Linked DNA regions of Homo sapiens: region 1 is linked to region 2. Evidence: chromatin contacts called from ENCODE Hi-C or POLR2A ChIA-PET data. All regions are on one chromosome and are shown on one strand. Each heading gives the region's core, a stretch centred on a gene start or an enhancer-like site at or near the end of the contact. The rest is flanking DNA. Distances are from core to core; before and after follow the strand shown. Region 1 has its middle 8.5 kb from the start of ARHGEF18. Region 2 overlaps ADGRE1 (adhesion G protein-coupled receptor E1).

Evidence for each region. A loop is a pair of places that touch in the nucleus more often than their neighbours do. ChIA-PET counts read pairs that join two places held with the same protein, here RNA polymerase II (POLR2A). Pooled maps may share reads with other maps.
Region 1: a pooled map shows a loop between it and region 2 (4-fold over the local background). The contact joins two enhancer-like sites. A Hi-C loop is called at or near these places in 1 of 168 maps with a recorded cell type or tissue (breast epithelium) and 2 of 50 pooled maps. POLR2A ChIA-PET finds 5 or more read pairs at or near these places in 3 of 52 experiments (CD8-positive, alpha-beta memory T cell, GM12878 and naive thymus-derived CD4-positive, alpha-beta T cell).

The regions. Positions count from the first base shown.
Region 1 is chr19:7,338,342-7,342,493 of GRCh38, forward strand. No RefSeq gene overlaps it. Among named protein-coding and RNA genes, the nearest start is that of ARHGEF18, 8.5 kb to the right of the region's middle. RefSeq lists enhancers at 2,831-2,940, 3,001-3,070. Within about 2 kb of position 2,895, at least 9 of the 41 ENCODE cell types and tissues checked have a DNase peak (open chromatin) inside an H3K27ac peak, as active enhancers do.
Region 2 is chr19:6,925,006-6,928,969 of GRCh38, forward strand. It overlaps ADGRE1 (adhesion G protein-coupled receptor E1), which reads left to right. Exons shown (of 21, transcript NM_001974.5): 16 at 1,361-1,596; 17 at 3,140-3,206. The region is part of intron 1 of LOC105372256 (a long non-coding RNA gene); the gene reads right to left. Among named protein-coding and RNA genes, the nearest start is that of ADGRE1, 39 kb to the left of the region's middle. RefSeq lists an enhancer at 1,280-1,519. Within about 2 kb of position 1,251, at least 2 of the 41 ENCODE cell types and tissues checked have a DNase peak (open chromatin) inside an H3K27ac peak, as active enhancers do.

The DNA.
Region 1 (4,152 bases), core at 1,645-4,144, 410 kb after region 2:
AGTAGCTAGGTCAACAGGTGGGCACCACCATGCCTGGCTAATTTCTAAATTTTTTGTAGAGACAGGATCTTGCTATGCTGCCCAGGCTGATCTTGAACTCCCGGGCTGAATTGATTCTCCTGCCTCAGCCTCCCAAAGTGCTGGGATTACAAGCATGAGCCACTGTGCCCAGCCTAATTATCTAATCTAAGCTTTTTGCCTACACACACACACACACACACACACACACACACACACACACACACGGAGAGAGAGAGACAGAGACAGAGAGGGAGAGAACTGAAAGAGGACCAAAAGAAGAATAAAGAAGAACAGTCCAGCTGGGTGCAGTGGCTCATGCCTGTAATCCCAGCACTTTGAGAGGCCGAGGCTGGAGGATCACTTGAGGTCAGGAGTTTGAGACCAGCCTGGCCAACACGGCGAAACCCCGTCTCTACTAAAAACACAAAAATTAGCTGGGCATGGTGGCATGCGCCTGTAATTCCAGCTACTCAGGAAGCTGAGGCAGGAGAATCACTTGAACCAGGGAGGCAGAGGTTGCAGTGAGCCGAGATCGTGCTATTGCACTTCAGCCTGGGTGACAGACGAAGACTCTATCACAAAAAAAGAAAAGACAAAAGAAACAGTTAAAATGTTTCTTACAACGCTAAATATACATTTGTCATAGCACCCAGAAATTCTATTCCTATGTATTTTACCAAGATAAATGAAAGCATATTCACATTGAAGTCTTGACATAAATGTTTGTAGTGATATTATTCATAATTGCCAAGAAAATATACAATTTGGCCGGGTGCAGTGGCTCACGCCTGTAATCCCAGCACTTTGGGAGGCCAAGGTGGGAGGACCACGAGGTCAAGAGATTGAGACCATCCTGGCCAACATGGTGAAAACCTGTCTTTAAAAATACAAAAATTAACTGGGCGTGGTGGCACGCACTTGTAGTCCCAGCTACTCGGGAGGCTGAGGCAGGAGAATCGCTTGAATCTGGGAGGCAGAGGTTGCAGTGAGCCGAGATTGTGCCACTGCTGGGAGACAGAGACTCCCTCTCAAAGAAAAATAAAAAAGAAAGAAAGAAAAAGAAATGCCACTTGAGGTGGCCACCTGTTGTCCAGCTACTCAGGAGGCTAAGGTGGGAAGATCGCTTAAGCCCCTGAGAGGTTGAGGTTACCGTGGGCTGAAATTGTGCCATTGCACTCCAGCCTGGGTGACAGAGGGAGACCCTGTCCCCCGACCCCCCCAAAAAAAAGAAGAAAGAAAAGAAAAGAAAAAAGAAAATATTAGAAATCATGTAGACAAATTAAGACTGTAGAATTTCATAAATACATGTTCTAATTTCCAATATAATTTCAACTACAGTAAGATGATAATCAGATACATTCCTTTTGGTGGTTGCTATTGCCGCACTCTTAGATATGAAGTGAACAGCTCCCTGAAATTCGCACTCTCTGGGCTTCTGGGAACTATATTTTCATCATTCTTTGGCTCCCGTCTGTGCTTTTCTGAGACATGCCTGTTCACACCCTTTCTTTCTCTTTTTTTCTTTTCTTGCTTTTTCTTCTTCTTTTTTTTTTTTTGAGACAGAGTCTCCCTCTGTTGCCCAGGCTGGAGTGCAATGGCGCGATCTCAGCTCACTGACGCAACCTCTGCCTCCCAGGTTCAAGCGATTCTCCTGCCTCAGCCTCCCAAGTAGCTGGGTCTGTAGGTGCCCACCACCTGCCCAGCTAATTTTCACCATGTTGGCCAGTCTGGTCTCGAACTCCTGACCTCAACTGATCCACCTGCCTCAGCCTCCCAAAGTGCTGGGATTACAGGCATGAGCCACCAAGCCCGGCCCCAAATTCTTAATTTTCTATTTCTGTTGTGTTTTTTTCTTATCAATGTGTGAAATCTCTTTGCATATAAAGGTACCAACCCTTCTCAGGCAACCAATTCATCTTTCTTTATTGCTTTTGTATATACTTCCCTGATAATTTATAAAATTATTCTGTTAGTTATATTTATTTTTATTATAAGATTTTTAACAGATGTTTATATAGTTTTTTGTTTGTTTCGTTTTGTTTTGTTCTGTTTTGTTTTTGAGACAGGGTCTTGTTCTGTCACCCAGGCTGGAGTGTGGTGGTGAGATCTCAGCTCACTGAAACCTCTGCCACCAGGGTTCAAGTGATTCTCCTGCCTCAGCCTTCCGAGTAGCTGCAATTATAGGTGCCCACCACCACACCCAGTTAATTTTTGTATTTTTAGTAGAGACAAGGTTTCTGCATGTTGGCCAGGCTGGTCTCTAACTCCTGGCCTCAAGTGATCCACCTGCCTCAGCCTCCCCAAGTGCTGGGATTACAGGCATCAGCCACTGCACCCGGCCACGTTTATATAGATTTTTATGTATTAAGTATTTCTGTGGTTTCATTCATAGCTTCTGGGTTTTCTGTCTTAGTTAAAACACACACACAACAATTTCAAAAAAAGCATGTTTTCAACCCTCAATTGTAAAAATAGCCTTGTAAATTCCTTCTATGATCTGTATTGGTTTATTGTTCACATTTCATCTTTAACCCAACTGAAATTATGTTGTTTTCTGCAGCACAGGAATATTTCACTCTGCCACGTCTCTGTCAAAAGTGGGAGAAAAGGCCAGGTGTGGTGACTCACATTTGTAATCCCGGCACTTTGGGAGGCCGAGGAGGAAGGATCACTTGAGGCCAGGAGTTTGAGACCAGCCTGGCCAACACAGTGAGACTACTCCAAGAAAAAAATAAGCGTGGTAGAAGGAAGGGCAAACCCGTGTCTCACACCCCATGGCCCTCACTAACTCAGGCTGCTGCCTGGCCCCTGTAAGCCTTCCGGCTTTCCACAAGGGTCGGTTTTTTTTCCTGTTTTGCTTTCTGTGGTCTTTCTGGCCAGAGGAGAAGCCATGGGGAAGTGCTGCCCCCACGTGGCCATCTCCATGATAGCAGCTAAGGCTGGAAGAAAAAGGCTTTTTGTTGTTGTTGTTTGAGATGGAGTCACTAGGCTGGATTGCAGTGGTACGATCTTGGCTCACTGCTATCTCTGGCTCCCAGGTTCAAGCGATTCTCCTGCCTCAGTCTCCCGAGTAGCTGAGACTACAGGCGTGTGCTACCATGCCCGGCTAATTTTTGGATTTTTAATAGAGACGGGGTTTCACCATATTGGCCAGGCTGGCCTTGAACTCCTGACCTCACGATCCGCCTGCCTCGGCCTCCCAGAGTGCTAGGATTACAGGCATGAGCCACCGCACCTGGCCAAGGCATCTTTTAAAGCTGAAAGCAAAATAGGTTCACAGGCCCCTGCTTAAAACCCTCCAGGGGCGGCTGATGCCTGTAATTCCAGCATTTTGGGAGGCCGAGGTGGGAGGATCACTTGAGCCCAGGAGTTTGAGATCAGCCTGAGCAATATAGCGAGACCCTGTCTCTACAAAAAATAAAATAAGGCCGGGCAGGGTGACTCATGCCTGTAATCCCAGCACTTTGGGAAGCCGAGGTGGGTGGATCACCTGAGGTCAAGAGTTCAAAACCAGCCTGACCAACATGGTGAAACCCCATCTCCACTAAAAATACAAAAAAAAAAAAAAATTAGCCACGTATTGTGGTACATGCCTGTAATCCCAGCTACTTGGGAGGCTGAGGCAGGAGAATCTCTTGAACCCAGGAGCCGGAGGTTGCAATGAGCCAAGACTGCGCCATTGCACTCCAGACTGGGCAATAGGGTAAGACTCTGTCTCAAAAGGACAAAAATAAAATAAAATAGCAAGGCGCGGTGTTGTATGCCTGTGGTCGCAGCTACTCCAGAGGATGAGGAGGGAGGCTGGCTTGAGCTTGGGAAGTCGAGGCTGCAGTGAGCTATGATCACACCACTGTACTCCAGCCTGGGTGACAGAATGAGACCCTGTCTCTCAGAAAACAAGAATAAAAACTTTATTTACAAAAGTAAGCATTGGGTTAAACTTGGCCTAAAGGTTATACTTTGCTGACCTGTGTTCTATTGCATATATTCTGCTGGACGTGATGGCTCACATCTGCAATCTCAGCACTTTGGGAGGCCGAGGCAGGTGGATCACTTGAGGCCAGGAGTTTGAGGTCAGTCTGGCCAACATGGTGAAACTCTGTTTCTACTAAATATACAAAAATTATCCAG
Region 2 (3,964 bases), core at 1-2,500:
CACTCACTTCCCAGCTTCTTACCTGCTTGACTCCTTGTGACAGCTCTCAGTTTAAACTTATGTCCCTGATCGTGTTATGAATTATAGTGGTTCCTCCTATTACTTGTTTTTGTTTGTTTGTTTGTTTGTTTTTGATACTGAGTTTCGCTCTTGTTGCCCAGGCTGGAGTGCAATGGCACGATCTTGGCTCACTGCAACCCCTGCCTCTTGGTTCAAGCAATTCTCCTGCCTCAGCCTCCTGAGAAGCTGGGAATACAGGCATGAGACACTATGCCCGGCTAATTTTTTTGTATTTTTAGTAGAGACGGGGTTTCACCATTTTGGCCAGGCTAGTCCTGAACTCCTGACCTCAGGTGATCCACCCGCCTTGGTCTCCCAAAGTGCTGGGATTATAGGCTTCAGCCATCACGCACGGCCCCTCCTGTTACTTTCTAAACCAGAGGTTCTCTCCCTGGGTGCTTTTTGTCCCCAGGGGAGACTTGGCAATGTCTGGGGACATTTTTCCTTGTCACAACTGGAGCAGCGTGCTACTGCTCTCTGGTGGGTAAAGGTTAGGGATACTGCTAAGTATCTTGTCGTGCCCAAGGCAGCCCTCCACGGCAGAGAATGACTCTGCAATAATGTTACAGATGTCGATAATGCTACAGTTTAGAATCTCTACTTCCCTTTATTTTTCTTTTCTTTTTTTAAATTTTTAATTTTTTTAGTTTTTTTGAGACAGGGTCTTGCTATGTCACCCAGGCTAGAGTGCAGTGGCCGAATCACAGCTCCTTATAGCCTACCAGGCTCAAGCGATCCTCCCACGTTTGCCTCCCAAGTACCTGGGACCACAGGCCTGTGCCACCATGTCTGGCTAATTTTTGTATTTTTGTATAGAGAGGGGGGTTTCATCATGTTGCCCAGTCTGGTCTCAAACTCCTGGGCTTGAGCGATCTGCCTGCCTCAGCCTTCCAAAGTGCTGGGATTACAAGCATGAGCCACCACACCCAGCCAGTAAAACTTTATTTACAAGGCAGGCAGCCAGCCTATGGGGTCTAGTTTGCTGAACCCGCCTGTTTTCAACCATTCCCTAAAGTAGGGTGATCGACAATCAGTTTTCCTAAAACTCTTCCTGTTTTAGAACTGAAAGTCATGCGTCTTGGGAAATCTTAGGTCCAGACAAACCAGGACCATGGGTCTCCTTACCAAGAAGTGCTCCTCCCTGTGGTCAAGAACCACTGCACCTCTCTATAAATGTTTGTGAGATGAATGAGTGAGCTAGGTTTGGGGAATTTCCAGCCGAGGAGTCTCTCTCTTCCTTTCTTCCTTTCGATTTCTCTCTGGGGTGGAGGATTCTGATGCGCATGCTTCTCCCCTCCAGATGGGCTGCGCCATCATCGCGGGCTTCCTGCACTACCTTTTCCTTGCCTGCTTCTTCTGGATGCTGGTGGAGGCTGTGATACTGTTCTTGATGGTCAGAAACCTGAAGGTGGTGAATTACTTCAGCTCTCGCAACATCAAGATGCTGCACATCTGTGCCTTTGGTTATGGGCTGCCGATGCTGGTGGTGGTGATCTCTGCCAGTGTGCAGCCACAGGGCTATGGAATGCATAATCGGTGAGTGACATCCTCTCTCTTCCTGAAGACCCTGCTGCCAGGGCTTATGGTGATAATGACATGAGCAACAAGAAGAGTAACAACAGTAGCAGTAGTTGTGGCTACCATTTATCGAGCTCTTCTATTATGTACTATTGGTTTCAGGACCACCATGTACAGCAGCATGGGTTGTGCACTGCACAAATCCAGGATCACTACTATTTGAGGTTTATGTTCCAGGAAGAGAACATCTGGTTTACCTAACTTGATTATTTTCCTTTTCTTGCGTGTATGACATGGGGGGTGGTGGGGGTGAAAGTGGGAAAGGAATACTTCTGCATGGTGGTGTGCACCTGTAATCCCAGCTACTCGGGAGGCCGAAGCAGAAGAATCACCTGAACCCGGGAGGCGGAGGCTGCAGTGAGATGAGATGGCATCATTGCACTCCAGCCTGGGGGACAAGAGCGAGACTTCATCTCAGAAAAAAGTGGGGGGAATATTGGGGTGCTGTTATTGAACATGACGGAATGGTTGTTGTGTTGTAAAAGCAGCTAATGTACACTAGAGACATAATAAAAGGAGCCAATCCTTTCTTCCTCCCTCCCACTCTCCCTCCCTCCCTCCTCCCTTCTTCCTCCCTCCCCTCTTCCCTCCCTCCTTCCTTCCTCCCTCCCTCCCTCCCTTCCTTCCTTGCCTTCCTTCCCTTCCCTCCCTCCCTCTCTTCCTCCCTTCCTCCCTCCCTTCTTTCCTTCTTTCCTTCCTTTCTTCGAATAAACAATTTTATGAAATATCTTGTCTATGCTAGGCTGTGCTCTGAGTGCTGAGTATTCAGAGATGAACAAACACCTAAGGCCCAAATTCTCATGAAACTCATAGTCTAGTAGTGGAAGACAGTTTGCAGTTACACAAGCAATTAAACAAGGTAACTTACGATAGTGATAGCTGCTGTTTTAAAAATGCAGTGAGCTCTGCTAGATGGATACCAGGAGCAGAGACAGGTTGCCCTATCTAAGGATAGTCAGGAGTGGCTTCTCAGAGGAGGTGACATTTGAGCTGAGATTTATTTATTTATTTATTTATTTGTTATTTATTTATCTTGAGACAGAGTTTTGCTCTTGTCACCCAGGCTGGAGTGCGGTGGCGTGATCTCAGCTCACTGCAACCTCCACCTCCTGGGTTCAAGCGATTCTCCTATCTCAGCCTCCCAAGTAGCTGGGATTACAGGCGTGAGACCCCACGCCCGGCCTGAGCTGAGATTTGAATGATAAGGTGTACCAGTGGAGAGTTCTGCATAGAGGGAAACAGGATTACAAAGTTGTGAATTGGGAAATGAGCTCAACCTTGGGCACTAGGTAAACATTTCAGGTACATTTGCCCAGGAAGAAGGTCTAAAAGAGGAAGCGCAGTGATCTAAAGGAAACTGAACTGCAACCGGGACCATCCTGAGCATCATCTGAGTCTCACCTCCCAGTGTTCTCCTCCACTAGGGCATTTGTTGGGACAGGGTTAACTGTAAGGTCAGGACTCTGAGACAAGCGCTGACTCCTCCTATTTCTCTCCACAGCTGCTGGCTGAATACAGAGACAGGGTTCATCTGGAGTTTCTTGGGGCCAGTTTGCACAGTTATAGTGGTAAGCAAATACTACAACAGCCTGGCGAAGTGTGTTCTGAAGGAGGAGCAAGGAGACCTGCGAGATCTGGAATTTCCAGGGACGTGTGCAGCTGAGAGGGTCACTTATTCCCATCAAAAGTTCTCCTTTCCAGGCCGGGCGTGGTGGCTCACGCCTGTAATCCCAGCACTTTGGGAGGCTGAGGCGGGTGGATCACCTGAGGTCAGGAGTTCGAGAACAGTCTGGCCAACTTGGCGAAACCCCATCTCTGCTAAAAATACAAAAAATTAGCTGGGTGTGGTGGCGAGCACTTGTAATCCCAGCTACTTAGGAGGCTGAGGCAGGAGAATCGCTTGAATCCAGGAGACATGGAGGTTGCAGTGAGCCAAATTCATGCCACTGTACTCCAGCCTGGGCAACAGAGTGAAACTCCGTCTCAAAAAAAAAAAAATAAATAAATAAGTTATCGGCCAGGTTGCGGTGGCTCATGCCTGTTATCCCAGCACTTTGAGAGGCCCAGGATCACTTGAGGTCAGGAGTTCAAGACCAGCCTGACCAACATGGAGAAACCCCATCTCTACTAAAAATACAAAATTAGCTGGGTGTGTTGGCACATGCCTGTAATCCCAGCTACTCAGGAGGCTGAGGCAGGAGAGGAGAATTGCTTGAACCAGGGAGGCAGAGGTTGCGGTGAGCCGAGATTGCGCCATTGCACTCCAGCCTAGGCAACAAGAGCAAAACTCCATCTCAAAAAAAAAAAAAAAAAGTTCTCCCTTCCA